Regions from separate parts of the Mus musculus genome. Here all the other regions are linked to region 4. Evidence: chromatin loops called from intact Hi-C (ENCODE). Cell type or tissue: heart. All regions are shown on one strand. Each heading gives the region's core, and the rest is flanking DNA. Links, peaks and the distances in the headings are about the cores only. Region 1 overlaps Stag2 (stromal antigen 2). Region 2 has its middle 8.4 kb from the start of Xiap. Region 3 overlaps Stag2 (stromal antigen 2). Region 4 holds the start of Stag2 (stromal antigen 2). Region 5 has its middle 34 kb from the start of Xiap. Region 6 holds the start of Xiap (X-linked inhibitor of apoptosis).

Region 1 (4,000 bases), core at 1-4,000, 100 kb before region 4:
GTGTATATATAATTTGTATAAATGAACTTATTATAAATATCAAAAAGCAACAATGACACAGGACTATAATACAAGGGAAATCAACAATGAAATTATAAACTCCATATTAAAAGAATAATAGAGAAGCATACTTATGTATACATATTTAAGTACAACTGTAACTCAATTGGGGAAAGAATAGCTCTAAAAGAAGAAAAAGGTAAAGTAAGAGGAAAATAAGAAAAATTGCATGTACTTTTTCATATTCAGAGTATAAATTTAAATACATACTCATAAATACACATGTATACAAAAGGACATTAAAAGAGAATGGGGAATATTTCAGGGAAGGAAGTGGACAAGACAGAGTGGGGAGAGGAAACAAGATGGAGGGAGAGGGGGCCAGGTAAAGTGCAATCGCCCTAGATTACTATAGCTAGTAACTTGACACAATTGGGGAATTGCCCAAAGCAGAATGGTAAGCAGCCATGTCTGATATGGGAGGACCCAGCCCCACTGTGGGTATTGGTATCCTTAGAGGGGTGTTCAGTAGCTAGTGAGCTACTTCAGTTCCTACCATGACTTCCTTCAGTGATACACTGTGGCCTGTATAAATAAGATACAATAAAGCCTTTCCTCCCTCAAGTAGCTTCTGGTTATGGTATTCACCACAGAAACAGAAGGCAAACTAGATACACATAAGTGAAAATGTGACAAAGAAAAGCATTATCTTGTAACTAAAGGTTAACAAAAAACAAATATAAAAACTTTAAAAATTGGCATGTTGATAATATCTTAAATGACCAGAGAACAGATAACTTCAATGAAAACACCAGCTCACAATGATTAAATAAATATTATCTATGATCATTTATTATTAGAAAGTGGAAAATTCATGAAAGAAAACAGAGTATTTTTCATTTCTTATTTGAGCGAGTGTCCCTTAATTGTACAAACTACGCCAGGCGTGGTGGCGCACACCTTTAATCCCAGCACTGGGGAGGCAGAGGCAGGCAGATTTCTGAGTTCGAGGCCAGCCTGGTCTACAAAGTGAGTTCCAGGACAGCCAGGGCTATACAAAGAAACCGTGTCTTGAAAATGAGCCCACTAAGAATGATTATCTTCAATTCAAACACAAAACATCTCTTGGGGGCCTGGAGAGATGGCTGAGTAGCTGGGAGCACTCGTTGCTCTTTCAGAGGAGTGGGATTCGATTCCCAAGGGATATCTCAACTAATGGGTAACCCCAGGTCCAGAGGATCTAACAGACAAGCAAGTGATACATATATGAAAGGTAGCACATTGAAATACAAAACTTAAAAAAGAAACCTTAAAAAAACTGAATTTGAGAAACCTTAAAAACTACAAAGGTGATCTCAAAAAAAAAAAAATAATCAGTGTAGAAGACAATTTAGAGAGACCTGGCTAATTATCTTCAGTTTATGAAATCCATTCACTTTGTGCAATTGCTTTAAAGGTTCTAGGTCAAAAGTACTCAGCCGTTCTATAAAATATATCTTCTTCAGGCTGGAGAGACAGAGCAGCACATAAGAGCACTGGCTGCTGCTCTTCCAGAGGTCCTCAATTCAATCGCCAGAACCTACACAAAGGCTCACAATTATCCATCTTTAACTGTAGTTTCATGGGATTTGATGCCCTCTTCTGGTGTACAAACATGCATGCAGACAAAACATCCGTACACATAAATAAATCTTTAAAAATTACCTTCACATATTTTAAGAATTTAACAATATTAAGAATACAGAGTCAAATTATGTAATATTTTCATGTGAACAAACTTTAAATCCGGCAAAATCATCCCTTGACATAAAACATATCAATGTTTCATTGAATATGCAAACTAGAACTATGACTACATAGAGTAAAGTAGAAATACGTATGACTTCGCTGACTTTGCTCTTGCTAAAAGTCTAAAAGGGCTGAAAATCAGGGGTACGAGTTAGCAAGAACGCGGCTGAAATACCACATACCTTTGTAGACGTGCTTTCAGTGATCTTAGCAAGCTGCCAAAGGATTACATAGTGAGCACACTGCAGTGCGTGAATAACAATCTAAAAAAAGAAATACAGGATGAGGGGTGAAATTAAGTCACAACCTTTTACTGTCAAAGTGCAGCATAGCCAGTAGATATGTCACAGAAATAAATAAAAACCTGCTCAGGCATATCTCCATTTTCGATTCCGGTTTTCAAGAGTTTGTAATTACAAGCGAACAAATCCCACTTTGAAAGATCATGAGCACTGTAAAAAAAACAAAAAACAAAAAACAAAACATTCAAATTTTAAAAACTAAGCCTAAGCATAGTTGTTTCAGAATATAACATGCCTTCTTAAAAAGAAGAAGAAAAAGAAGAGGAGGAGGAGAAGGTGGTGGTGGTGGTGGTGGTGGTGGTGGAGGAGGAGGAGGAGGAGGAGGAAGAGAAATTGAAAGCATAATAACACACAAAATACACAAGGTTATTTTGCTATATATCAAAAACTCACAGATCCAACTTACTTATGAAAAGCAGTGATCCTCTTCAATGTTGACAATACCTGATATGCGTCATCTTCATCAGGTTCTTCTCCCTATGAATTATTAATTACATATTAAGAAAAATGAAAATAATTGCCCAGGTGGTGGTACATGCCTTTAATTCCTGCACTCTCAAGGTAAGGATCTCTGTGAGTTCGAGGCCAGCATGGTCTACAGAGTGAATTACTGGAAATCCAGGGCTGCACAGAGAAACCCTATCTCGATAAAACAAATAATAATAACAACAATAATAAGTAGCATAATGGTACTGTTAATTCCAGTACTTGGGAGGTAGAAACAGGCAGATCCTTTGAGTTCAAGACCAGTCTGGTCTACAAAGTAAGATGCTGTCTCAAACACACACACCCACGCATGCATGTACGCACGCGCGCGCACACACACACACACACACACACACACACACACACACACACGAAGTTAAATACCAAAGTTAAACTATTTCTCAATCACTTTGGTTCAGATCAAGTAAAGAACTACCAAGTAATAAATGCTAGGCTATTGAAATGGTGATGTCACCTTAGGAGAAAAAAAAGAATATGGCAATAAAACACAAAAAGAAGCTTCATCATTCAAGACCTATATCTGCCAAATTTAAGACAATGTGGCTGAGTCAACATAAGATTGTAAACCGTGGCAAAAAAGGAACAGGAGGAAAATAGAATATTGTCCTCCCATCTCCTATTATGTAATACAAACAGGAAACTATTTAAAAATTTCTATTTCCCAGTACTAGATGCTCTGCTAATAAAGAAACACACAGCAGATGACAAGCAGGAGGCCATATAATACCAAAAGGACTAGATTAAAAGATAGTACCTAAAAGAAAGATATATCAAAACAATCACTCATAAATGAGGCAAATCCTATGACATATATAAGTTCTGACTGTTCACACTTTGGAAAATATTATGAACCTAATTATCTATAGTACTGAAATCTAGAGTGCTAAATACATCACTTTATACTTTAATTTTTCTTAAAGATAAAAAAGAGTTAAGAAACTATTATTGATTTAAAATTATCTTGTCTTAACTACAGTTAACTACTTAACTACTCAAGCAAGAACACAACTAGTAAAATGTGCCAAATGAGGTAACTGTGTATGAAAATATTTACAAACTAGGAAATCTGGAAATGACTTGGGGGCCTTCAATAACAAAGTGGTATAGAAGAGGTCCTAGAAGGAAGTTCTGGCTGGCCTGATAGTCACTATGTAGTTTGAACTGGCCTCAAACTGAAAATTACTCTTCTGTCCCGGGTTCCAGGATGCTAAGGTTATTATAATTGTTAGCCAGTGCATCCACTCTTATTGGTGGACAATAAAAAGTTCACAATTTCTAACTGCTGTGAACAGTATCAAGAGTAAGTGTGTGCTGGGCATAGTAGCAGACACCTTTAATCTTAGCATTTCAGAGGTAGAAGTAAGCAGATCTGTGTGAGCTCAAAGCCAGTCTAGTGTCAATAA
Region 2 (5,482 bases), core at 726-4,725, 90 kb after region 4:
CACTTCCCAATGGAACTCCTAGCTCCTCCTTTATCCCACCTTAGGCAACTTCAACATGCCCATCCCCCACTCTATGTCCTCTCAGCTAGTCTCTTTTCTTGTTTTATTATTTTATGTGTGTAATGTTTTGCTACCATACATATGTCTGTTCACCATGTGCCTTCCGGGGGACAACAGGGACCAGAAGAAGGCACTGGAACCACTGGAACTGGATTTACAGGGGTTTGTAAGCTGCCATGTAGTTGCTGGGATTCAAATCTAGGTCCTTTGGAAGAGCTGTCAGTGCGTTCTATTTTCTTTACTATGTATTTCTTCCTTCAATCCATGCTAGAATAAAACCTTCAAGAACAAAAGGATCAGGAGCAGGCATGGTCCTACACTTCCATAACCCCAGTATTTATGAGGGCACAGCAGAAAGAGCAAGAGTTTGAGGACAGCTCCACTATGTAGTAAAACCTTGTCTCAAATAAAAATAAAAATAAAACAGGGACTGGAGAGATGGCTCAGTGATGAGGAATGCTTTCTGGATTTGCAGAGGCCCTACATTAAGTTCCCAGTGACTCAAAACCATCTGTAACTCCAGTTGCTGGTGATCTGATGCCCTCTGCTTGAACTTTCATCAAATGGTACACATGCACTCTTGCAGGCTTACATACAATTAAGAAGACAAGAAAGGAAGAAAACAGAAAGAAAAAAGAGCAGAGCTCTTTCTGTTGTTCACAGATACAAGTACTCACAACAGCATTTGACATAGTATGGGTTCAGCAGGTATTTATAAAATGAATGAACAAACATTTCATGACTATTTCATACTCTTGATAAATACTTATTGTCTTAGTTAGGGTTTCTATTGTTGTGAAGAGACACCATGATCCCAGCAACTCTCATGAAGGTAAACATTTAATTGAGGCTGGCCTACAGTTTCAGAGGTTCGTCAGTCCATTATCATCATAGCAAGAAACACAACAGCATCCAGGCAGGCATGGTACAGGAGGAACTGAGAATTCTATATCTAGATCTGAAGGCTGCTTGAAGACTGTCTTCCAAGGCAGCTAAGATGAGATTCTCAAAGCCCACCCCAACAATAACACACTTCCTCCAACAAGGCCACACCTACTCCAACAAGGCCCCACTTCCTAATAGTGAGTAACACTAGGCCAAGCACATTCAAACCACCATACTTAGTGAGTTGTCTGGTGGGGGTATGATGTCTACATTCTGTGTCCAGAGACCCATAGAAATGTTAAATTAGAAAAAAAAAGTGTATTGAGAGCTTACCCTTCCCTGTACAAGGATATTTGTTTGGAATTTGTCTAAGTTAAGGAAAATATTGGAGAAAGGTATACAAGGCACTAGAGTGCAACTGATGAAAATGACAGTGTCCAAAGTTAGGCATGATGGCATACACCTGTAATCTTAGTATTCAGTGGGTGAAGACAGGAGAGCCAGAAGTTGAAGGCCATCCATGGGCTACCTAGTAAGTTTCGAGCCAATCTGAGATACTAGACCTTACCTCTAAATGAAACAAAACAACAACAACCAGAAAAAAGAAAAGAACAGAAAAACCTGCGATTGGCCCTGTCTTAGTTAGGGTCTTACTGCTGTGGATAGACACCATGACCAAGGCAACTCTTATAAGGACAACATTCAGTTGGGGCTGGCTTACCATCAAGGCAGGAGCATAGCAGTGTCCAGACAGGCTTGGTGTAGGAGTTGCTGAGAGTTCTAAATCTTGTTTGGAAGACAAACAGGAGAAGACTGGCTTGCAGGTATCTAGGACGAGGGTCTTAAAGCCGACGCCCACAGTGACACACTTCCAACAAGGCCACACCTCCTAATAGTGCCACTCCCAGAGCCAAACATATTCAAACCACCACAGGTCCACTAAATGACTTGAGCAGAAATTTACTACCCTGCCACTCAGTAGGAAAAAAAATGGATGGCATACGGATTCATAGGAAATGAGGGAAAGATAAAAGATAAAATCAAGTGTAACCAAAAGCCTTTGCTATAAATAGGAGAAAGGACACGGCTTTGGAGACTAAAGGCAGAAGATAGAAAGAGAATTGATAGTAGTCACCAGACCAGTGGCAACAAAGTTTTATCTAAAGTAAAACTTACCTGCTGAGAGCACTCAGAATGGCTTAGCATCGAAACCTTTTTGCAAAACAATATATGATAAAGCCCAAATATAATAGATAGAAAGCAGAACTGCTTTGAGTGAAACCATGTGAGTGGAGTAAGCCCAGACTTTGCCCTTAGAACTGTTGTTCTGTGTCCTTTTACAGGAAGGGATACATACCTGCCAAGGGTCATGTTGGTATCAGTCAGAGGACCGCCTTTGTGAAGATCATTCATGTTAATCAGTTGGCATTTACTTTCCTGCCCTGTGGCTTCTTTCTTTCCTTTCCTTTCTTTTTTGATTTCTCCCTAGCTCTCTCGCTACCGCCCTTGTTTTCTCATTCTCTCTCTTTTCCATAGCAAGCTCTCATACTGTAGTCCAGACTGCTTTGGGACTCCTCCTGGGATTACTCCTGTTTCAGTTGTTTCCTGACTTTCTGGGACTATAGGTGTGGACCAATCACACCCAGTTGTCTCCTGACTTTTACTCTGATGTCTGCCTTGTTAACCTTTCCCACATTCTTTGTAACTGCAATTTCCTCTCTTTGTGTAGTCATAAAATGCCCTTATCTTGTGCTGACAAACCGCTGTCTCTCCCAAGCCCTCCCTTTCCTTCCCTGCCTTTATCTTCCAGGGAAGGGGTCATACAGTTTGGGGGTAGGGGAAAAGCTCCTAGAGTCATCTCAAACTAAGGGGAAAGTCCCTTATATTTTATATACTGGACCAGTCCTATGGCTATCCATATTCAATCTCTTCAGTGTTTAAAGAGCCAACACTATCAAAACAGACCCAAGGTCAGGGAATCGGCCCTGTGAGTCTGGATTCAGGGAAGGCAAAATCTACTGGAGTTACTGGATAAAAGATCCAGGAGGAAAGCTGACTTGTTGGGGGTCAATATGGACAATGGGATGTGTATTTAGATGGGAAGAATATGAACTAGAAGCCAAAGAGCTGATTGGGTTCATATCTTAAGTGTAAATAGTCTCAGTTAGTGTCTGCTAAGTGCTAACACTTAGACACTGTGGTCTAAGTGTTCTTTTTGTCTGTTACTTTTTTTTCCCCCATTTTAAAATGTTTACTTCTTTCGGTGATTGTGATTGTGTGTGCGTGTGGCATGTGAGGATGGGTGTTTGTGTGCAATGCTCTGGGTTTGGAGGTCAGAGAACAACTTTCAGGAGCTGATTCTCACCTTCCATCATCTTTTTTTTTAAAGATTTATTTATTTATTTATTATATGTGAGTACACTTTAGCAGTCTTCAGACACACCAGAAGAGGGCGTTGGATCCCATTACAGATGGTTGTGAGCCACCCTGTGGTTGCTGGGAATTGAACTCAGGACCTCTGGAAGAGCAGCCAGTGCTCTTAACTACTGAGCCATCACTCCAGTCCCCCCCCCCATCATCTTTTTCAAGAAAAGATGTATTTATTTATTTATTTATTTATTTATTATATGTATATGATTATACTTCGCTGTCTTTTTTTTTCTTTTGATTTTTTTGAAACACAGTTTCTCTGTGTAGCCCTGGAACTCACTTTTTAGACCAGGCTGGTCTCGAACTCAGAAATCCGCCTGCCTCTGCCTCCCTAGTGCTGGGATTAAAGGCGTACACCACCAAGCCTGGCCTGTTTGTTTTTTCAGATAGGGTTTCTCTGTGTAGCCCTGGCTGTCCTGGAACTCACACTGTAGACCCAGGCTAGCCTCAGAGATCTGCCTGCCTCTGCCTCCAGAGTGCCGGGAATTAAAGGTGTGTGCTGCCACCACCCGGCTTGGTCCTCAGAATTTTAAAAAGGGCTGAAGATATTACTCAGTGATAAGTGCTTATCTATCTCATGCAAGGACCTCTGCTCAATTCTTAGTACCTGGGGTGGAGATATGGAGAAAAACCGGACTGCACCAGAATCAACTAGAAAGGGCAGAGGAACTAAACTTCTCCCTAGAACACAGCCCAGAGTGACTGAATCTGAGTCATATCCTGGAATTAGTCCCATCAGTTTCCCAAAAGATCTTCCGGTGATTCTGACTCACGAGCAGGCTTCAGAAAAACTGGTCTATAGGTTAAAGTTCAAATCCTTTACAGAGCCATGTATGGATGCAGTTAGTTGTATCTGCCCCAATTTATATGTTGGATCCCTGTCTCCTAGAATTTAAGAATGTGACTACATTTAGAGACAGGGCCTGTGAAGATGTATCTAAATTAAAGTGTGGCTGTCATAGTGGAACCTAATAATACCTGATTGATGTCTTTATAATAGGAGAGGAGGCCATTAAAAGAAATATCAATGATGCACACACACAGTGACCATATGAATGCCTAGGAAAGAAGGTGACAAATGTGCACGCAAAGAACCAAGGCCTTAGAAGAAAGTGAACTTTTTCACTCCTTGACCTGAGACTTCATCCTTAGAAAACAACAACAATGACAACACGACTTCAAGTCTTCTGCCCTGATACCAAACAAGTTTTGTATCTGGTATTTTTTTGTTATGGAAACTCAAATGGACTAAGACAAAAATTTTGAGTCTGGCCCAAAGTAGTTCTCCCGAGCCTCTGCTGCTCTTTATATCCCCTCCCCCCACCCAGTTGTTTTAAATATTGAATCCTCAGGAAACTCCAACTGTCGGTCGCCAGGATTCTATTTAGTGAAATGGTATTAACAAATTACGCCTCTCATAGAGGTTACATGAAGAACAGATGTGGTCATCTATTGTTAAAATACTTTTCATGATATCTGTTAAAGAAAGGCTGTATCGTGATGGGTAATGATGACCCACTGCAACGGAATTTTGCAGCAGAGGAAGGAAGTTAGATTCAGCTTCAAACAGAGGAAGGAAGAATAGCCAAGGGAAAGGCTAGGATCAACAAATGGAAAACTGCCAAGAGGAAATGTCAAATCTAGAGGAGTTCTTGCTGGGGGCTGACCAGAGTGATGAGCACAGAGGGAGCGATTTGATCAGATACTGAGGGCAGTGGTTGCTAGAGACTCAAATTCTTAGTAAAACTGGACTAACTGGACTTAGGACACGATCCAGTGTCTGAGAGGAGGCAGACCCCAGTTTGATTAAGGACAGAGCCTTTGTCACTTTGTCATACAATTAACATAGTATGAGCACAGTAAAACACACAGTAAATGCCAGCAGCTCCATTTCTATGTGTTATTATGTTCTGACCTGAACTTAAATTCCGCTGCTTCATTTACCCAATTCTCGGTTGTCCTTCAAGAAGGGAAGTTTTAGCAAGTTGTGATGCTACATACCTATAATCTTAGCGCTTAGGAAACAGACACGGGAGTAACCAGAGTTCAGAGCCACAGCCCAGCTTAATAATGGCGCACACCTTTAAGCACAGCACTTAAGTGGCTG
Region 3 (4,000 bases), core at 1-4,000, 80 kb before region 4:
ATCTACACCTGTCTCAGCTGCCTTGTCTGGCCTTAGTCGGAGATGGCGGACCTAATACTATAGAGACATGATGCCAAGGGCGGGGGGATATAGGAGGGGGGAGGCACTCTGTCAGAGGCAAAGGAGAGGATGGGGGAGGAGAACTATGCCAGGGGGCACAGGAATGGGTTTGGAATGTTAAATAAAATAATAATAATAATAAAGTGAGGAAATCTCATTTAAATATGATGTCTCTACAAAAGACTAAATATATTATCTAAGGTTAATTTCTATTTTCTTTGGGGTTAATTAAAGAGCTGATCTATAATTTTTGGCTCATTTCCTATGAAATTTCTGTACCTTAAATTCATGTCCTGATGCAAATATGTGAATTGAACTAAGTATATGACATACAAAGCAAGCAGTACACTCTGGAGCTATATTTTTAGCCCTCTTTCTACTTACAGAGAGAAATGTCACCTTGTCTCCCTCAACATCTCATGTACTAGAATTACAGGTCTGTACTATCACACCCAGATTACTCGGTTTCTACCCATCCCTCAATACAATATACTTCTCTCTCTCTCTCTCTCTCTCTCTCTCTCTCTCTCTCTCTCTCTCTCTCTCTCTCTCTCTCACACACACACACACACACACACACACACACACACACTACTAGCTATATTTTTTAACCAAGGATAAGCTATAAGCTATCCTTATCCTTCAGTAGACTCGTAACATATATGTATATATGTGTGTGTGTATACACACACACACAGAGAGAGAGAGAGAGAGAGAGAGAATCATAGTGTTTATTTTTTAAAAGATTTATTTTTATGTATGTGAATACACTGTAGCTGTCTTCAGACACACCAGAAGAGGGCATTAGATTCCATTACAGACAGTTGAGAGCCACCATGTGGTTGCTGAGAATTGAACTCAGGACCTCTGGATAGCAGACAGTGCTCTTAACCACTGTCCCTCTCTCCAGCCCTACTTTTATTTTGTTTATTCAAGCAACAACAGAATTTTAATGTTACAATAAAGTACAAGATGTAAAATTCTATTGGGATACTCCATTTTGTATTGGAATTCTGATGGTTTACCCTTTCTCTCCACACACACAACAGGTGGATTTCTGAGTTTGAGGCCAGCCTGGTCTACAGAGTTCCAAGACAGCCAGGGCTATACAGAGAAACCCTTTCTCCTAAATAAATAAATGAATGAATGAATGAATGAATGAAAGTAATAAAAAGAATAATTTTTAAGTATCTCAACCTAATATACAAGGACTTGCTAAGTTATGATAAATATTTCAGGAAGCAAAAAACCTATCCCTGGTGAAGACACAATGTTGGTGGGAAGGGAGAGCGAAAATAGCCACTCTAGAAACACTATGGCATTTCCCAGGAAATTAAACACTCTGCTCTAGCCCAGATAATACAGTCTATGGAATACCATGTGAATGGTTCAAGGTTCAATTCCCAACAACACCATCCCCAATACCTCCAAAATTTGCAAAGAATTACTGTACCACTTAGCAATTTCTTTTCTGGGTATACACAAAAGAACTGAAAGCAAGGTCACATGTACCAAAACAACTCTGCTAATAGATACAAATTTTTAATAGCCAAAGTTGGAAAAGAACCCATGGTGCCATGAACAGATGAATGAAAAAATGCAATATGCTATATGCATACAGTGAAATAGTATCCAACAAAACGGGAAGTAATTCCTGATACATGTTTATGTGTAGCAAATCAAAGGACAAATATTACAGTTGCATTTCTATGAATATCAAAAACAGGCAAATTCATTCAAATAGAAATGACAAGTTTTTATGAGAATCTGGCAGGTAAAAGAAGAAAAACTACATATCTAATGAGTACAAATCTAATATACAGGGCTGGAGAGATGGCTCAGAGGTTAAAAGCACTGAGTGCTGTTCCAGAGGTCCTGAGCTCAAATCCCAGCAACCACATGGTGGCTCACAACCATCTGTAATGGGATCCGATGCCCTCTTTTGGAGTGTCTGAAGACAGCTACAGTGTACTCACATATATAAAATAAATAAATCTTAGAAAAAAAATTTTTAAAAATCTAATATACAATGATTTTAAAAGGTTCAAGAGATGAACACAGGTGACACTTGCCTAACTATAAAAATGCCTATTGCTACTGATCCTTATGCTTAATAGTCAAAATGGCAACTTCTATATTCTATATTTTTATTGCAATTGTTTTTAAAACGTGGGAAACATTTATAGCACCACTATCACATATTAGTAGAGTATTATTAAATTCAGACTTATTTACCAGTAGTATAGAAGCATAATAGATATCAATAAATGTTCATACTTACAATGTAACAAAGATAATACATACTTTTCTCTGTTCACTGAAAAGTTTAACTTTATTTCTATAGCATCAAGACCAGCTAAAAAAAGAGAAGACTCCCAAGAGAATTGGAAGAAATGAATTCTCAACTATAATTTCACAGACTCAAGAGTTCCGTCTTCCTGTATTTTCTGAACTTTACATGAAGAAGTTAGAAATTTCTAGCTGGGGTTAGTTCTCAGCTAGAGCCTAAAGTAGAAAATACACCTGAACCCAGGAGTCTGCAACCCCTCATAGGAACATCATAAGAAATCTATGGACAGACGGACAGATGGGACAAATGGATGGATGAATAAAACTGCTAACTTAAAATGCTATGACGGAAGCTATTAAAATTTAGGCATAAATGCATGTGAACCAAGCATACTTAAAGTACTATCAAAATATCTGGACACTAGTAATAAAGAAATATATACTTACTGTAAAACAAGAGTGAGTAACTTTATTGCTTGTACTGCAACATCATATTCTTTGTCAAGGGTCATAGACACAATTCTATCCTAAGGAAAAAAAATTTGTAAAATTTGTATTTGTAAAAGAAAACAAGAAAGGTATTTCAAATTACAAATAATTTTAAATACTTGATGAAAACTAACCTTGAATCGACTGGTAAAGAGTTCCAGTTTGGAATTAAGTTCTTTGTTATAGTAAAGCCCTTGTAAAGCAGTAAGACATTTGAGTCTGACTTCACCTTGCTAGAAGAAATGAAGAGAAAATATATTCAAAATCATGTATTTCCAAGCTCAAATTTTAAGTATATATTTTCTACTTAAAAATATAAACAGAAACAGTAATATTTGACAATGAAAAATATATCACTTCAAACATTTATTACTATTTCTGTAAGTTGATAGTATTTCTCAAAACTTTATGAAAGGAAAACTATTGTGAAAAGTGATAGATAGATAGATAGATAGATAGATAGAAGCATATTTCATTACTTGTAAGGAACTGCTCCAAGGTTAATGACTTAGCTTAAAAATGATAGTTTAAGAAAAAGAAAAACCTGTATTAAAGTTCAGAGGCCCAAGTTTAAGATGTGATTTGACTAAGATACAGGTTTAGTATTATTATTAAGATAAAAATTAAAGAGAAACTGAACTGTGTGGGGCTGTAGGTAGAATACAAAGTAGTGTCCATGGCTTAATGGTCCAGGGGAATTTGTGCTACTGACCAAGTTTTGACAAAACAGATAAAAAAGAATAAAAACAAGATTTTCAAGGGATGTGGCCAAAAGTACACATCCATGTGGATATCTTTTTCTTTTTCTCTTTTAAACAGTACCTCTAAGTAGTCCTAGAAGTTCTAGGGCTGACTGTGTAGATCAGACTGGCTTCAAATTCAGAGAGAACCTCCTGCCTCTGCCTCCAGAGTGCTGAAATTTACCACATGTACCACCACACCTAGCTCAGATACTTAAGTTATATATGAGAACTGTATACTCATATCTGCATAGATGGAGGAATCAATGGGGCAAATCTTACCTTATCATGCATAGTCCAACCAACATATTTTAAATAGCTGTCATTAAGGAAGGCATCACTATACATCTTCATCCAAATGCCAATCTCTTCAATGCATATAGCTCTGATTTCAGCTATTGCATCCCTAAATGGAGGAAGGG
Region 4 (5,482 bases), core at 895-4,894:
GAAAAACCGCTGAACACTTCTGCCTTAACTGGTCCTTCTGATCCCTAATTATAGATTGATATCAACATAGAAAGAAAACCAGGCATTTTGACGTAAGTGGTTTAAAATGCTCAAAATTAACCCCACCGTTCATTGAGAAATATATGATATGAAAGCAAGACCAAACTACCTGAATTGCATGTTGTTAAACAGAAATATATCCACTTTCCATGGCCATCAAAAAAAAAAAAGCATAATAAGTTCACATATACCCTTAAACGCAACGCACTGGGCTCCAGACAGAATTAGGAGACCGCCTCCTGCTTTTGCTCCTAACCAATACGCAGAGAGAGAAGGTTGGCAGGAAAGTGCTGCGAGGACAGTAACAAACACCAGCAAGCTCCCGAGCAGGCCCTGCTAGAGCCAGGAATGACGCACTTCGGTAACCCGACTCTTTCTCCCCTCCACCCCCCGCCCCCAGCAGCGGTGCTGACACCGCCAACAGCCCGGAGTAGGAAAAAAGACAACAGAAAAAAAGGCAATGCTTGGACCGCACTAGGTTTCATTAAGAAACCTCGATTATTCCTCTTTCGACACTAGCCACCAGGACCAAACAGGAAAAGAAGCTTCGTGCTTAAGCAAGTCCCATCATGGTGGTTTAAGTCACTAAATTAAGCTGATAATGAGTCCAATCCACAGAGACATATATACAGGGTGTGGCTGCTGTGAAATACGGCGGTCCGTGGGAGAAAGGGGGTACGGAATTTACACTCCAATGTGAAGGGAAGATGGGGTTTTACCAGGGTCGAGGAGGAGGCGGCCCGCGCATTTTAAGGAACCATTGCAAACCAACACAAGCGTCTCCTTTACTTAAACCTAACCCCACAGATCAAAAGTTTCTGATAGACATAGCATAGAAGCTGGAAATAATCATTAAATCAAAAACCACGACCCTCAATTTAAAAACTACATACAGAAGAAAGGAGGAGGGAGAGGGAGGGAGTAGGCAACAACATAAAAAAACATCCTAGGCCACGGAGAAGAAAGTCTCCCAGACCGGATGAAACTACTAATGCAATATTAAAAATTCAAGTCGAGCACCAAAGCCCGAAAAAAAAAAATCACACGAGAACCCATTACCGTTGAGGATTAAAAATAAAATGACATATAACACCAAGGAGAAGAAACTAAATGCCGAAAGTACAGCGGTTTATCAAAAAAATAATAAAAAAAATCAAAACTAAAGGCAAAACAAGACATTGTCGCGGCGGGAGGGAAAGGGAAAAAAAGGCCGAAATCAACAATACGTTTACAATTCTAGGCCAGAAGAAAATGGGAACGGGGCTCAAAGTTTTGCGGAACTACTTGATGCTGTTTCCCACACCTTCTCTCTCCCATGGCCCAGCCGACCCTTTTTCTCCTAAAATTGTAGTCCGCAGATCTCCGGATACGTGAGAGAAGAAAAGAGAAAGTCGCCCTCAAGCAAGAATAAAAGTGTGGAGGGAAAACAGAGGCTGCCTACCTGGGGCAAGGATCAGCTCAGTTCGTGCCTTGAGAAAGACAGTGCGGGTGGGGGTGGGAACGAAAAAGCAGCACTAAAACTAAAACAAAAGTGGCGCCAAAACCCCCCAACAAACAGCCTTCCACTCCCGCCCTTCCCCCCCCTCCGCCCATGCCAGGCAGGCAGGGCCCCCTTCGGGGCAAGCTCTACGCGCTGGGGACCGACGCCGCCGGACCCCAAACGATTTCGAAAATTGGTGCCCTAAGAAAACTGACCGAAGTCGGGGCCTCGGGAAGGATGGAGAGATCGATGCCAACCGCTTTGCCCAAGCAGTTCCCCCACCACGCGCTGGAGATGATGGGGCGGGGGAGAGAAGCCGAGGGGCCCGTCACATGAATGTTGTTCCCTCTCTAGGAAGGGAGGAAGAGAGGGAGGGAGGGAGGGAGAGAGGGAGGGGAGGGAGGGGAGGGGAGGGGAGGGGAGGGGAGGGGAGGGAGGGAGGCAAGGAGGGGAAGGGAGAGGGGAGGGGGGACGAGGGAGGGGTGTGAGCAGAGTAGATTTTCCCTCGCCTCCCTCGGTCCGAGGCCCAAATAGACACAAACGAGCCTGCTCGGCCTCCCCTCCCCCCGGGTTCCCAGCACCACCATCTTGCTCGCTTCCTTCCCCGCACCACCACGGCGCGCTCTCCCACCGCCACCACCACCACCCCCCCTCCCCGCCACCACACGCCACCGGGCCGTGGCCTCCCCGGGTTTGCCCCTTTCTTCTCCACCCGTCCCCCCCCCGAATCCCGGCCAGGGATGGCACCCCCACCCCACCTCCAGTCTGGGGGGCTCTCGTCCCCCTCCACGGGCTGCTTAAGAGGCCCCGGGAGGAGAGGAAGCGAGCGAGCAGGCTACGCGGAGGCGCCGAGCCTCCATCTTGCGCCGCTGCGCGTTCTCCATTTTGGGCCACCCGTGGGGGGGGGAGCCCCCTCCGCCGAGGTCCCCGGGGGAGACTTGGGCGAGGGAGGCGAAGGGACAACCTTCCAGCGAGGGGAGTGAGAAGGGAGCGTCTTGCGCTAAAAAAGCGGCTCCGGGAGGAAGGAGGCGGGGAGGGGACGCAGGGGGCGACTGCAAGTTCCTTGGAAGTGTTGGGGTAGCGACTTGGGGACGGAGAGGACAGGCAGGGGGTGACGCGGGGCCGGGGCGACGCTGGCTCGCTCCCCGCCCGGACACGGCCACTCGCTCGCTCGCTGCCCCGCGCGGGGCCCCCTACGAGGCCGCGGCCCGGCCCCGGAGCGCCCGGCCTTCTCGGCTCCCTCCCGGCCGGCCGCACGCTCTCTTCGCCCGATCGCAAGCACACACACCTCACGGTGGGCCGCGCGCCCTCCGGGTGCCCCTCCAAACTTCTAGAAGCTTCGCCTCCGCCATTTTATAACTTACCTCCCCCCTCAGCGTCTACAGAGGCAGCAAGGAGACTGTTGGCCTCCCCCACTCCTTCCTTCTTTCTCAGGCCGGGGGCTTCTTCACCCCTGGGCTGGTACAAGATTTTTCCCCCTTCCTCTTCTTTCCACCCTTGAGTTCTACTGAGGGACGGAAGCTCCCGCGGGTCTAGAGCCGTGGGGGGGTTTGAAAGTGGCGGTCGGATCCGGCGGGGTGCTTTTTTTGTTTTGTTTTGTTTTTTTCCCTTTTTTCTGTATTTTTTTTCCTTTCTTTTTTTTTTCTTTTCTTTTTTTTTTTTTTCTTTCTTTTTTTTTTTTTTTTTTTTTTTTTTTTTGGTGGCGCTTCGGGATTGTTTGGGGTGTTCGCTCTTCGGCGACTTGGAGGCGAATGGAACGCGCAGGCGCCATCTGTCGGCCGCGAACCCGCGGCCCAGCTCCTGTTGGGAGGCAGCGGCATCTAGCGGCGGCGGGCTGCCATTGCGGCGCGCGCCACGCAGCCCTCCCACCCGCCAGCCTCCTCCCCGTGTCGCCGACCAATCGCCGCCGCCGGACTCCCCGCTTCCGCGGCTCGGACGCCTCCTGTGAACGGGGCGCCCGCAGGGGCGCGCCGCCGAGTGGGGTAAACAAGCTGGCGTGCCCGCGCCTCTCTTACTCAGCCGTTGGGACGCGCTTCCGCCCTGCGCGGACTGGCTGAGGGCCCACGGCGCCACCGAGGAGGTCGCCGAGAGGCCGGCGACAGTGTCCACTGGAGCCCCGCCGTGGGAATTCCGGGGCTTCAGCGGGCCGATCGTCCGGCTCCCCGCCCCCTGCGCAGCCCTGGCAGCCCTGCAGGCTAGCAGCACCCTTCAGAGCTCTCCAACACAACCCACCCCAGTAAAGGGCCACTTGTTCCCAGATCTCTGGTTTCCTCACGTCCTTTCCAACACTCCTCACACTTCCTCCCCAAAAGACCCAACTAGGCCACTTGATCCCAGCGAGAATGGATAGCTTGGCAATTTTGCTTGCTTTCTTTTTTCCTTCGAGTATGGTTTAAAGATTCTCTTTATCAGGAAGACTACGGGTGGGGGGAATTACATATAATTATACATATATATGTGTATGTGGATATATAGATATAATTTTCAACTCACTATTCCTGATCCATAAAAATGTGAGCTCCATACTCAAATTCTACTAGACTTAGGGAGCTGGACTACTAGGCTAATTGGCCGCTCAGCCGGTTTTATAGGTGACTTTTGGGGGCGGAAGAGGAGATGGGACCAGACAAAGTGGCGTGAAATCCACGTGCAAGGACAGGGTTAGCAGGGGACCTGTGGAGATTACTAGACACTCACTGCTGCCTTGTGTGGAGGCGGCCTTGCCACATTGTTAACAATTACAGTTCTTGGTACTTCCTCATAGCCCTCCCACAAGTATTTTGAAGTACAGAAAGACCTTTTGCACCCAGTCCAACTCCCTTGACTCTTTATCACCCTTGGGTGTTTATTGTGAGGATATTTTTTCTTTTTGTCACTTCATTTCCAGTCCACCCTACATGACCTTTGCCTAGAGCACTGTATGCGGGGGTGGGGGACACTCAGGAATGGCCTGTCCCTGCCAAACTTCTCTTCTCCTAGGACAGGAAGGGAACTATTAATAACAGTGTCTCCATTGCTGTTACAGAACTTCCTAGCCGCCTAAAATAGCCTCAGATTAAGTAGTATTTGTTCCATTTGTTTTACATATGGATTTAAAATACCTTCCTCCGTATTAAATTGTTTCAAATAAGTAATAAGACAAATGGAAAATATTATGAGCTGAGGAAATGGTGACATTACACCCAATCAGGAATCACAGGGCATTCCTGATGCAATATAATGATGACTTTCAGTCCTTCAATTCTACTCCATATGTGTGGTCTATGTCTTAGTAGGTCTTCTCCCATCCACTGATCTTACTGGTCAGTTTCCTTGGAACTTCAAGAGTTATGGTATATTTAATCAAGTGAGCAGAAGCAACTAAATGTCAACAAGAAGTAACGCCTTAAATGTTTTCGCTTACCAGTGAAGCATCGGAGGGGAACAGCATTCAAACCAAAGTTTCCATTTCTCTTCTAAACCAATTCTTTGCTAGAGTTCTGTGAAGTTTTCAACAAACTGAAGTTTCACAATGGCGCGGCTTAATAGGGAGCATAGAAAGTTTACAGTTAAAACAACATTCAACTGGAAGTAATAGAACAATTGGGCTGTGAGGCAAAGAGTCTTACAGTAACTAATAGTTCGTTTGTGTCCGTTCTAAGGAAATGCCTGTTTTAGTAGTAACTGGAAACTTGATGCCCTGCTCCAAACAGCACACCATATACTTTCCCGCACGTTTTAGAAATTTAGGTTCTGAGTTGTCTGCTTTAAGTCAAATTGAAAAGTTCCTCTTGAAATTTGCTTTCATTTTGAGAAAAACACTGCTGAAAATTAGTAACTGTGGCATAACATCAGAAATTAACTTCGTAGCAAATGTCTACTAATACTCAGCAGCATTCACAGTTGGCTCTTTTTGCTGTCTTTCTTTCAAAAGAAGTCAAGCCCCAGTATCAAAACTCTCAA
Region 5 (5,482 bases), core at 777-4,776, 120 kb after region 4:
GGAATATCCATTTACACAAATTTGAACTTTGTAGTCACACAGAACTTTTTTTTTGTTTGTTTTATTTTGCTTTGTTTCTTTTTTCAAGACAGGGTTTCTCTGTATAGCCCTGGCTGTCCTGGAACTCACTTTGTAGACCAGGCTGGCTTCGAACTCAGAAATCCACCTGCCTCTGCCTCCCAAGTGCTGGGATTAAAGGCGTGCGCCACCACTGCCCAGCTCACACTGAACTGTTGTTTTATGAATATACATATTCTACATGAAAGTAGTTTTGCGTTCTGCAGAGACAGGGCAGCAACCGCCATTTCTCATCAGAACCTGGGAAGCAAAAACAAACACTCACAAAACCAACCAACCAACGCTACCACCAACACAACAAAAACTGCCTTATGCCATTTTCTTAGGAGGCAGAGGACAAGGTCTTCTGTCAAACTCAGGTGGGGTATGGGTCCAACGTTTGCTTATGTGGGTACCTACAAGGTTAGGGCAGTGTGAGAGAGTAATTTCCCTACAACCCTATTTCTTTTTATCATTATTATTATTATTATTATTATTATTATTATTATTATTATTTTGGTTTTTCGAGACAGGGTTTCTCTGTATAGCCCTGGCTGTCCTGGAACTCACTCTGTAGACCAGGCTGGCCTCGAACTCAGAAATCCACCTGCCTCTGCCTCCCAAGTGCTGGGATTAAAGGCGTACGCCACCACAGCCAGTTTCTTTTCATCATTATTAATTATGGCCTGGAGAGATGATGGCTCAGCATCTTGTGTTCTGTTCCTAGCACATACATGGTGGTTCACAACTACCTGGAAGTTCTCCAAGTACCAGGTACACATGGGTGCACACATAAATGTAACTCAGAACACTCATATGCATACAAACAGCTAAAGAAGTTTTAAACCATTAACTTGAAAGGCAGTTTTGCGCAGGGAATACTGACAACTTTCACCCCTCACTTCCTTATCTCCCCACAGAAGCTTTCTGGCTCTTTCATGACTCTTTGTTTTGTGATCCACTGGGATTAACCAGGGCTTTCAGGGCTGACCTCGGATTTGAGGTATCTCTTGAAGCCTGGTGGACTTGGCAATAGGTACACAATTAAAGATGCTGGCTCTCCTGTTGGAAGCCGCCCTCACATTTGCCATTATAAGATGGCGCTGACAGCTGTGTTCTAAGTGGTAAACATAATCTGCACACGTGCAGGGGCAGTTTTCCCGCCATGTGTTCTGCCTTTCCCGTGATGACAACTGAGCCGATGGGCTGCAGCCAATCAGGGAGTGATACGTCCTAGGCGAAGGATAACTCTCCTAAATAGGGACGGGGTTTCGCTTTCGTTTTTTGGGTTTGAGTTTTGCACTCTTGCTCCTGAAGATGTAAGCAATAAAGTTTTGCCGCAGAAGATTCTGGTTTGTTGTGTCTTTCCTGGCCGGTCGTGAGAACGCGGGTAAGACTCTCCTTCTTCCAGGGTCTTGTCAATAAATAGCCAGTATTTCATAGGTAAAGAGTGAGGTCCTGAGAGCCCCTCCTCCTTCCTTGACTCACTGAGAGGGCTTGTCTTGTATGTATCCACTACAAGTAACTAAGTTGTCAGTCAATAACTGGAGCAGTTGTATACAATCTAAAGACTGGCACTTCATATCCCTTCATCTTAGCTGCCAGCTATTCCAGACTTCCTGTCCCCCTTTCCACAATGCTCCTTGAGCCTTGCAAGGGATTATATGTCTTCTTTAGAGTCGTGTCCACAACAAGCCTATTTCTTAATTGTTGATAGTAAGGACAGCAGAAGTCTTGGGTGGAAGGAAGGATGCAGCCCTCCCTCACTACAGCATGATTTGCAGGAAATAGGAGAAGTTTTGGGGTAACGGGCTGTTAGTTCTTAGCGTCTTTATGTTGCTGTAGAAATTGATTTGCTTCCTCTAGCCACCACGTCATTGTCAAGAGAGAGAGAGAGAAGGAATTAATGGTAACTTGACAACTTTGGCCTTTGCAGTCTGATGCTTTCCGTTTTTGTTATTTTGTTCTTTCTGGAGGACAGGTTTCCCTTTCTCAATCAACGCCTCCGGATTTTCTCAGAAGGCTTTAGGCTGGTGTGTAGCTGAGTGGTAGAGTCTTGTGCTTAGCATATGAAAACACTAGGCATTCCGTTCTCAGCACCAAAAGAAAACGTTGAGAAGAGATCTTTTCTGTGTGAGGGAAAGAGCTCTTAAAAAGTGGTTGGGCGTTACCAATGGTTACAGCCACGTCTCTGTCCAGATAGAGCAGACTAAATCAATATTTCCTCTTCAGAATGCTGTCTGAACAAGGCCTATTCCTGTTTGGGTATGCCACATGTTATAAGACATTAGGAAAAATTAAGGCTAACATTCACAAAGTCAATAACCCACAGGAAACCTGTGGATTGCTTAAAAATAAAATAACCTGTTGGAAGCCTGAAAAAAAAAACGCCAACGTTAAAAAAATACTAGGCACTTGGGAAATTAAATATGCAGCTTAGTTAGCTGCAGAGTCAAAGAAGCTATTGTAAAAAGGAAAAAAGATGTCTTTCAAAAATGGAACTTGAGTTTCTGACGGGGAGAATGGGAGATTAGAGGAACGTGGCAGCTTGGATACTAAGGGAAAATACATGAACTCAGAAAAGAATGATGACTCCTTTGCTAGGGACTCTAATTCTTCTTTCTGAAACACAGCTGAGAAAATGCCAGCTAGAAAATCAGTGGGATTAAAGAGATGACAAGGGGATGGGATGTGTGGCCACGGGCTGGGAGGTGGTGTTTTCAGGTTGCTGGTGGCTTAAATGAAAGGGCTGAGATAAAGCCTTGTGAGAGGTGACTGAGTAAACACGTCTTATCTTTCCTTCTCTCGCAGCCTATACTTTCTCCTAAGGGGACCAGGGACAGGACAGGGACAAATAATTGCGTCCTTGTACTTTACCCCTTGCTGGTGCTGGATCGGACCATCGACTAGGCCACGGCTGCCTAGAAGGGTTTAGCTGTGGGAGGCTGCCACCTGGTGGTCAGATATGGGAGGTGCAGAAGAATTCATAGGGGCCTCCTACCTTTTTTGTTTACTGGCCATCTAATGTGAGCTGTTTGCTTAAAGGAATTATCTCATTTAAATGTCATGACACATAATCACACCTATCACTCCAGCACTCAGGGAGCTGAAACAGGAGGATTGCTTAGAGTTCAGACCTGAGCTAGAATATGACACCTTTAATTAAAAAAAAAATGGAGGAGGTTGGAAATACAGGTCAGTTGGTAGAACGCCTGCCTGTCATGCATAAAACCTTTGGTTCAATACCCAATACTTCAGAAAACAGGTGTGATGACATACACCTATAATCCCAAGGCTTGGAAGGTAGAGGCAGGGTCAGGAGTTCAAGGTCATCCTTGGCTACTTCAAGACTAGCCTGGGCTATAGAGGACCATGCCTCAGAAAACCAAAAAGTAGAAATAAATACCAAACAAAAAATCCAATAAAATTAATTAATTAAAAAAATAAGCCTGTCTCATAGCAATCGTAGTAGGCTTGGTGGGTGAGACCTGGCATGCCAATCCTTGGGAAGCAGAAAGAGAACTGCCTTGAGATCCAGGCTAGCCCAGATGACAGAGCGATACTCTTGTATCCAAAACCAAACCAAACCCCCCCAACAATCTCTTACTGTGGGTATCACTGTCACTTGATACATGAATGATCTATATTAAACTGTTAAGGTAATTAAAGTTATTAGTATATAGCTCAATTGCTATAATGCTTGTCTAGCATGCTTGAGAGGGGCAAGAGAAGTGCCTTTTATTTAGGGCTATATGAAGATGAAAAGGATGAGAGAAGAACTGTCACCAGTGAAATGATGTCTAAAAAGAAGAGGAAGGAGTCAGGATCCATCAGCATAGAGGCTGTAGTTGTACAGATAAAATCCAAGTCATAACTGTGGTTAACTTTCCTTGGGAATGGTGGAGTTTGCAAAGTGGGGAGTACCTTTAAAAGGCTGAAAGGTAAAAAGCCCTCTGTAGTAAGCTACCGTTTGAGTCTTGACAATTAAAAGATGGGTGTGTGTGCACATGCTAGAGGTGTTACTATATGCCTGGGTATGTGATGCTAGGGACCCAGCCCAGGGCTTAGTACCAGTGAGGCGGGATCCAGGAGGAAGTGAGGAAGGCAGAGTCATGAACTTGGAAAACAGACTCTGCACCAGCAAGTGGCAAGGTACAGGTCTACTTGACTGAGCAGCAACAAGCATTTCTTTGTTTTGTTTTGTTTTGGCTTGTTTTTTTTTTTTTTTTTTTTTTTTTTACACAGCCATTGGTCCAATGGGGAATCAACACGAGCTCTGGAATAGCCAACCATCCACTGGAACTATGGGGAGGTTCCAGGCTGCCAGCACCAGAGGACACTTCCATAAAGCCAGCGGAAGCAGCCACCGCCCTATTCCCGGCCCATTCTGGGGTTCCACTAGTTTGCAAGAATCCTCTATTTTGTGGCACACTGTATGTCAGTGGACATGGACACTGATACTCTTAAGGCAGTATGGAACCTCCCTCACTGTCCGCAGAGCCATCGCACACGCAAGGTCCATCCTTAGCCCTGCTCAGCAGTTCTTTGGATGGCAGCTCCGATCTTCCTTGGAAGCTTGTTGTTTTCTTTTATAATCCCTGTCTCTCATTTTCCTTCATGTAAACATGTGTGTGTGTGTGTCTGCTGGGAATAGAACTGAGAGCTTTGCACATGCTAGGCAAGTGTTCAGTCAGGGTTTTAGTTGTTGTTGTTATTCTTGTTGTTTTGTTTTGTCAGCTTTGCAGGAGGAATCTGGGAAGAGGAAACCTCAGTTGAGCAAATGCCCCCATCAGGCTGGCCTGTAGGGGACTTCATGAATTTTCATGAATGATGTTTGGTGGGAAAGAGCCCATTCTACTGTGAGTATTGCCCCCACTGGCTAGTGGGCCTGGATGGTATAAGAAAAGCAACTGAGAGAGCTATGAGGAGTGAGCTACTTGGTAACATTCCTCCATGGCCTCTGGTTTAGTTCCTGGGTCCACGTTCATGCCTTGAGTTCCTGCCCTGACTTCCTTTAATGATGGACTTTAGACTATAAGATGAAATAAAACCTTTGCTCCCCAAGTTGCTTTTAGTCATGGTGTTTGCCACAGCAACAGAAAGGAGACCAAAACAACATGTGCTGTACCACTGAGCATATCTACACCTTCTTAGGCATCTCTTTTTAAAAATTTAAATAAGATTTATTTTTCTATGTATGAGTGGTCTTCCTACATGTATGTGTGTGTACCATAAATCTGCCTTTTTGTCCCCAGAGGTCATAGGAGGGCATCAGATCCTCTGGAATTGAAGTAACAGCTGCTTGTGAGCCACCATGTGGATGCTGAAAACTGAACCCAGGTCCTCTGCAAGAGCAAGAAGCGTTCTTAACCACTGAGACATCTCTCTAGCACTTTAAACATCTCTTGTCACCCTTAAAGGTTCC
Region 6 (5,482 bases), core at 813-4,812, 81 kb after region 4:
TTTTTTCCCCTTTAGTTCTAGATACTGACTTCAGAGCCTAGTGTATACTATGCTGGACTGTGTACACCCCCAAAGCCTTTGAGGCCTTTACCTCCAACCCAAAACATTTACCATTTTAAAAACTGTATAACATGCATGAGGAGTGATAACATGCACAAAAAGCAAACACTTAAGGACCAAACAATGCCACATAATATAAAAGTTGTATTAATTCTGATTCCGCTTGTACAGGTTCCGATGGTGCCCAAGCTAGCTTTGAACTCTTGATCCTCTTCTTACCAAACGCACAGGTTACAAATGTGAACCCTCACTCTGTTTTATTATTTTATGCATCTGGGTCTTTTGCCTGCATGCATATATGTGTATCACATGCAGGCAGTGCTCATGGAAGCCAAAAGCAGCATTAAATCCTCTGGGACTGGAGTTGCAGAAGGCTGTGATAGCGTTTGAATGCTGGGACTAGAACCGGGGTCCTGTGCAAGAGCAGCCAGGCCATGCCAGGCCATATAAACAGTCATCTGTCCAACCCAGCTTTGTTTTTGAGGCAGGATCTCACTACACAGCCCAGGCTGACTTGAATTTGCAATTCTCCTGCACTGACTCCACAGTGTTGTTGGGATTACAGGTGAAAGCCACCACACCTAGCTTTCTTTCCCCTTTCTCTCTCCTATTAGTGTATATTCATTGTACAAAATAGTGGGTTATGTTAGTTTCAAAATTACATCATGTATTTTGATCAAATTTTAACATTTTCTTTGATATGCTCAACAAAACAAACAAACAAGCCCAGAGCCCTATACATGGTAAGCAAGTATTTACTGTACTACATACACCAATACAATCTTTACAGGCATAACCTTTTAAAAATAAGTTTAATCCAAAATGATTCTGTAAGTTAGATTTATCTGTATGTCAAATTTGATATCTGAATTTCATAGTTTCTACACTATTTGATAATCAGGAAGCTTATTCTTTAAAGATAAAGCCAAAGCTTTTTAGCATTTCTCATGAATACAGAACAGTAGGTAAAAGCCAAAAGAGAAACATAAATACAGACCTGTTCTGTGAAGACGAAATAAGCCATACTGGATTTTACAATAAAAATTACTGATAAGTGGATGTTCATAAATACCAATTGCAAATACTTATGTTGATATACATCTATGTGAGCTTTAAAACTTTCTAGAATAAGATCAAACTTGTTTATAATATTCAAACATGTAAGGCACAGGAGAAAAGCAAAGTTTAGTTTTCCATCCGTCTTCTTCAGAAGTAACCAGGGTTACCATTTTTTTTTATCTCTTTCATGGATCCATGTGACCCAATCCAAACAGCTATATAAGCTTATGTTTCTGTGTCTGTAGGTAGAAATCTATCTGACCTAAAATGTTTTCCATTCTTAAGTTATGGGGAAAACAATCCCTGACTCAAGTTTCACATACATGTTTACTACACTGAAAATGACAGAAATGTTAAATAGAATATACTTAGATATTTGCTTAGAGGTTATATTGAAGCAACAGGAGTGGGGTGGCCAGGGAGCTAGAAAATCTGAATTCTAATCTAACTAGCATGGCTAGCATGGTAACCTTACACAAATCATGAAACCCTGAGCCTTAGTTTCTGCTTTGTAAAACAAAAGAGTTGAGCTGAGATCCTTCCCAGCTCAAAAATGCTATAATTCTAAGATGGCCGGCTCTTAACAGTGTTCTCTTGAAACTGGCTACAAAAAAAAAAAAAAAATCCTATTAAGGAGAAAATGAGAAGAATGAAGAAACACTGTAGAACTTTCCAGTCTTTAAAAAAAAAGACATTTCTAGGATTCATTCACTATCAAGGTATAGCTAGGATGTCAGAAGTAGTGCCATAATTGTACTTGAAGGTAAAGTTGTAGATTATTACAAACTGATAGGTTTAGTCTTCCCCAAGGCTTATGTTCTCCTTTTTGGAGATGGAGTGAGCCACTGCTTAGTTTCAGCAATCACCACTCCCTTCCTCCCTCCCGCCCCTGCTTAAAAGAAAAACACCCCACAACTCAAGTAAACTGTGGAGTTCAACGGAGTTAAAGTAATGGAACTGAAAGTCATAAGTGACATTTTTTTCTCTCAGAAATATGCTGGGGAAGTGACCAAGGTGACAAAGAGGCAAAAATTACCAGCTACTTCCTCCTCTGGAAGCTCTTTGGCCCTCATTCTTTAGGGTTCACATGCCCTTGCCAGAAACACACCACCCTGCCCCATACAAGGTATCGAACTGGGGGGGGGGGCAGGGAGGTTGATCAAATCTTTTTTTTTTTTTTAATTATTTTAACTAGATTTACCTTAGGTGTCACGAAGTTTAAGGAGGCTGACCCGAAGGCTTGAAGCCAGCCCCCCTACCCACGGCTTCCAGGGGCAATCCCGGGGAGCCTGGATAGGGAGCCCAGTCCAGCATTCCCCGCGGGCGGGCGGGCGCGGCCTTCCCGCCCAACTAGGCAGAGCTAGCCCAGGCGGAAGGGAGGGGGAAGAAATGGAGGGAAGGAAAAGGAGGGAGGGAGGAGAAGGGGGGGAGAAGGAAGGAGGGGGGAGGAGGAGGAACGCGGGAGGAGGGAGGAGGAGGGAGGGAAGAGCAGAGCAGAGGAGAGGAGAGGGAAGAGAGGGGAGGGGAAGGGAGGGGAGGGGAGCAGAGGGAGAGGAAGGGAGGGCGGGAAACCCACAAGAGCTGTACCCACCGCGCCAAGCACTCCAGTCCTAACTAAGCGCCGCGGGCGACGGGTTCCCGAGGGGAGGGTCCCGGAGGAGGGGCGGCCCGAGCCCGGATCAGGAAAACACAACTCTGCTGGGCGGCGGGCCCCGGCCTAGGAGAAGGAAACGGAAGTCACTATGTCTGTCTCCCTCCCTTCCTTCCTCCCTCGGCCTTCCCAGGCAGGACAGTCCCATCGGATAAAACTCGAAGACCGGAACCAAGTGCATCCACGTCAGGACTTTTAAAAAAAAAAAAAACTCAACCGGTGCAGCCCGCCAGCTTCCCGGGCTCGCCCAGCCACTGGCCTCAGGCCATGTCCTTCCCACCGCCACCCCCATCCCCTCCCCCGGGAGCTCCGCTCCCGCCCGGCAGAGCCCCTCCTTCTTTCCCACTCCGCCATCTTCCAGCCTACCTCTCTGGCCGAGCGGCCCTCGATTAGCGTCGCGCCCGCTCGGGGGACCGCCAAGGTCCCGCCGCCTCCCAGAGCCGGAAGGGGACATCGAGAAAAACCCCAGTCCTCATTATGCAGCCCAACCCCCCCCCCACCCCCCAACCCCCGCCTCCCCAGCTCCAAGCCAGAGCCTGACCCAGCGGCTGCACATGCGCACAGGTCACTTCTCAGTCCCCGCCCCCGACTCAAGCATTTCCTCTTTTAGCATCCAGGACTTTTTCTCTCCCCCCTCCCCACCGCCCCCCAGCTTTTACCTGGACTCTAGGGTGAGGAGTAGGGGAATACAGGTAAGAAGATTAAAGACCAAGGGGAAAAGGGCACAGTACATTGAGCTCTCACAGGATACCAGGGACTCTGCTAGGTATATAACATATTCCTCAATGTTATTTTGAAAACCATGGAAGGCAGAACACCTCTATTAAATTCCACCCTACAGAGGAAACTGAGCCCCGGAGAAAATAATTATCCCAGTATCACCCACCCGACAAAAAAGTAAACTGAGATTAGAGAATCGGTTGTTTCCAAATAGAGGAAGCTAGAAGGAATGACGAGACAGGGAGACAAAAAGAGGGTGAGAGAAATTTGTGAAGAACAAAGAAAAATAATAGAACAAAGATGGAAAAGACACAAGAGAAGATTATACAAAATGGTGATCATGCTATATGCTTGTAGGGTTGTCAGATAAACCTATACTTAGGTTTCAGGAACTTTGACTCTTAATGGCTAGTGTACTAAGATGGATTGGGTATATTTAAAAGGAGAAGACCATGGGCACCATCTGCCTGGTTAAATAATGCTGTCCTTGATGAAAAGGAACTTGGAAGAGAAGACAAAGAAATGTATTTGGTTCTTCAACTTTTGCCAATGTAATATTCCTTCTAATGCAATCTTTTTTAAAAATTATTACATTGTCTTACTGTATGAGGTCAGAGGGCAACTTGAGTCTGTTCTCTCCCAGCATGTGGGTTCTAGGGAAGAACTAATGTCCTCAGATTTGGTGGTGATGCCCTTCCCCACTAAGCCATCTGTGTCCCAGGCCCCCTGGGGTGTACTCTTACAGCTCTGAAAATTGCATCTGACTTATTACAATGAAGGTAATTCCAAGCGAGGGCTGGGAATGAGGCTCAGTAGTAGATCACTTGTCTAGCACATACAAGGTTGAATTCAAACCCCACCACTGCCAACAAAACAACTGCAAGCAAATACTGATCTCACCTGTCCAGCACTCTTAAATAAGCAAACCAACAAAGCTCCATCTTTATCAACAGAAGGGTCAGAAGTTCAAGGCCATCCTCAATAGGAAGTTTGAGGCCAGTCGGAGATGCAAGGGACCCTGTCTGGGAAAAAAAGAAAAGAAAAAAAGTCCCAGGCTACCCTCATTTGTCTTGATATTGTCCACCATCAACTCATTTAGAAGAGGCTGAAGTCGCTTGTACCTGTCTCTGTAGGAGCTGAACAGTATGACTCAACCCTAGGTCTTTCTGACCATTGCCCAGTCTGATTTCTCTGTTCTTAGGCTTGCTCCGCCTCCCCCCCACCCCCATCTAGCTTGCCTGAGGCTGAGTTAAATCTTTCCATTTTGACTTCAGGATAAGAGTTAATCATCTTAGCCTTAATTAAGTTCACTCTCCTCCAACACAGTGCTATGGTGTCTTCTAAGGGAACTATTTACCCTGCCCCAGCTCTTACCAGTTTGCCTGCCCTCTAGTAATTTATTGAAACTAATTTCCTTACCTGAAGATTATATTTTCTCAGTCTCTGTAATCTTTTATTCTTTAAACTTAAGGTGTCATTATAGAATCTTTATTATTGTAGTTTTGGGCTTTTTGTTTTGTTTTAGTTTGTTTTGTTTGTTTGTTTGTTTGTTTTGAATCTGGGTCTCACTAAATAGCCCAGGCTATCTCAGAAGTCATTGTGTAGACCAGGTCAGCCTGAAATCAATGAACGTTATGTAGCAGTCTCTGACTGCTAGGATTGCAAGCTCCAGCTATGTCACCTAGCTTGTACTGTTTGGCTTGGATTTTTTGAATCAAGACCTCATGTATCCTAGGCTGGCTGCAAACTTGCTATGTAGCCTAGGATGACCTTTAATTCCTGTTCGTCTTGCCTGAGAATTGGGATTGTTCCACCACGTTTGGTGAGATAAGGTCTTGATGTGTTATGTGTAGTCTTGTCTGGCTACATATTCCAAGCTGGGCTCAAATTCATGGCAATCCTCTGCCTTAACATGCTGAGTGCTGAGATGAGCTTAATTAAGCCACTACACCCAACCAGCTAACACAGTTTTTTATTGTGAAATATATGTAA

The links. A loop is a pair of places that touch in the nucleus more often than their neighbours do. Peaks named below come from ENCODE experiments on the same cell type or tissue, not always from the same donor. Only the 100,000 strongest peaks of a DNase experiment are listed, where the experiment ranks them.
Region 1: it touches region 4 in a loop (3-fold over the local background); 6 of 42 quality-filtered maps call a loop at or near these places.
Region 2: it touches region 4 in a loop (7-fold over the local background); 11 of 42 quality-filtered maps call a loop at or near these places.
Region 3: it touches region 4 in a loop (2.4-fold over the local background); 3 of 42 quality-filtered maps call a loop at or near these places.
Region 5: a loop joins it to region 4, with 8 times the contacts of the local background. A loop is called at or near these places in 15 of 42 quality-filtered maps.
Region 6: it touches region 4 in a loop (9-fold over the local background); 13 of 42 quality-filtered maps call a loop at or near these places.

Annotation. Positions count from the first base shown.
Region 1 is chrX:42,248,572-42,252,571 of GRCm38, reverse strand. It overlaps Stag2 (stromal antigen 2), which reads right to left. Exons shown (of 34, transcript NM_001290713.2): 20 at 2,497-2,567; 21 at 2,153-2,240; 22 at 1,971-2,051. Among named protein-coding and RNA genes, the nearest start is that of Stag2, 100 kb to the right of the region's middle. In heart, for the core only: a CTCF peak has its summit at 1,666 (motif pointing left); no DNase peak of the experiment used is centred there.
Region 2 is chrX:42,056,672-42,062,153 of GRCm38, reverse strand. It overlaps a transcript of Xiap not described here. Among named protein-coding and RNA genes, the nearest start is that of Xiap, 8.4 kb to the left of the region's middle. In heart, for the core only: no CTCF peak of the experiment used is centred there; no DNase peak of the experiment used is centred there.
Region 3 is chrX:42,228,195-42,232,194 of GRCm38, reverse strand. It overlaps Stag2 (stromal antigen 2), which reads right to left. Exons shown (of 34, transcript NM_001290713.2): 10 at 3,861-3,984; 11 at 2,973-3,071; 12 at 2,797-2,876. Among named protein-coding and RNA genes, the nearest start is that of Stag2, 80 kb to the right of the region's middle. In heart, for the core only: a CTCF peak has its summit at 1,961 (motif pointing left); no DNase peak of the experiment used is centred there.
Region 4 is chrX:42,147,108-42,152,589 of GRCm38, reverse strand. Stag2 (stromal antigen 2) reads right to left here and starts at 2,436. Exons shown (of 34, transcript NM_001290713.2): 1 at 2,299-2,436. In heart, for the core only: a CTCF peak has its summit at 3,353 (motif pointing left); DNase peaks (open chromatin) are centred at 2,099, 2,419, 3,509, 4,339 and 2 weaker places; H3K4me3 peaks cover 3,214 bases; H3K27ac peaks cover 3,555 bases.
Region 5 is chrX:42,030,801-42,036,282 of GRCm38, reverse strand. No RefSeq gene overlaps it. Among named protein-coding and RNA genes, the nearest start is that of Xiap, 34 kb to the left of the region's middle. In heart, for the core only: a CTCF peak has its summit at 3,010 (motif pointing left); a DNase peak (open chromatin) is centred at 2,972.
Region 6 is chrX:42,065,711-42,071,192 of GRCm38, reverse strand. Xiap (X-linked inhibitor of apoptosis) reads right to left here and starts at 3,357. Exons shown (of 8, transcript NM_009688.3): 1 at 3,137-3,357; 2 at 2,711-2,836. In heart, for the core only: no CTCF peak of the experiment used is centred there; DNase peaks (open chromatin) are centred at 2,442 and 2,912; H3K4me3 peaks cover 2,810 bases; H3K27ac peaks cover 2,413 bases.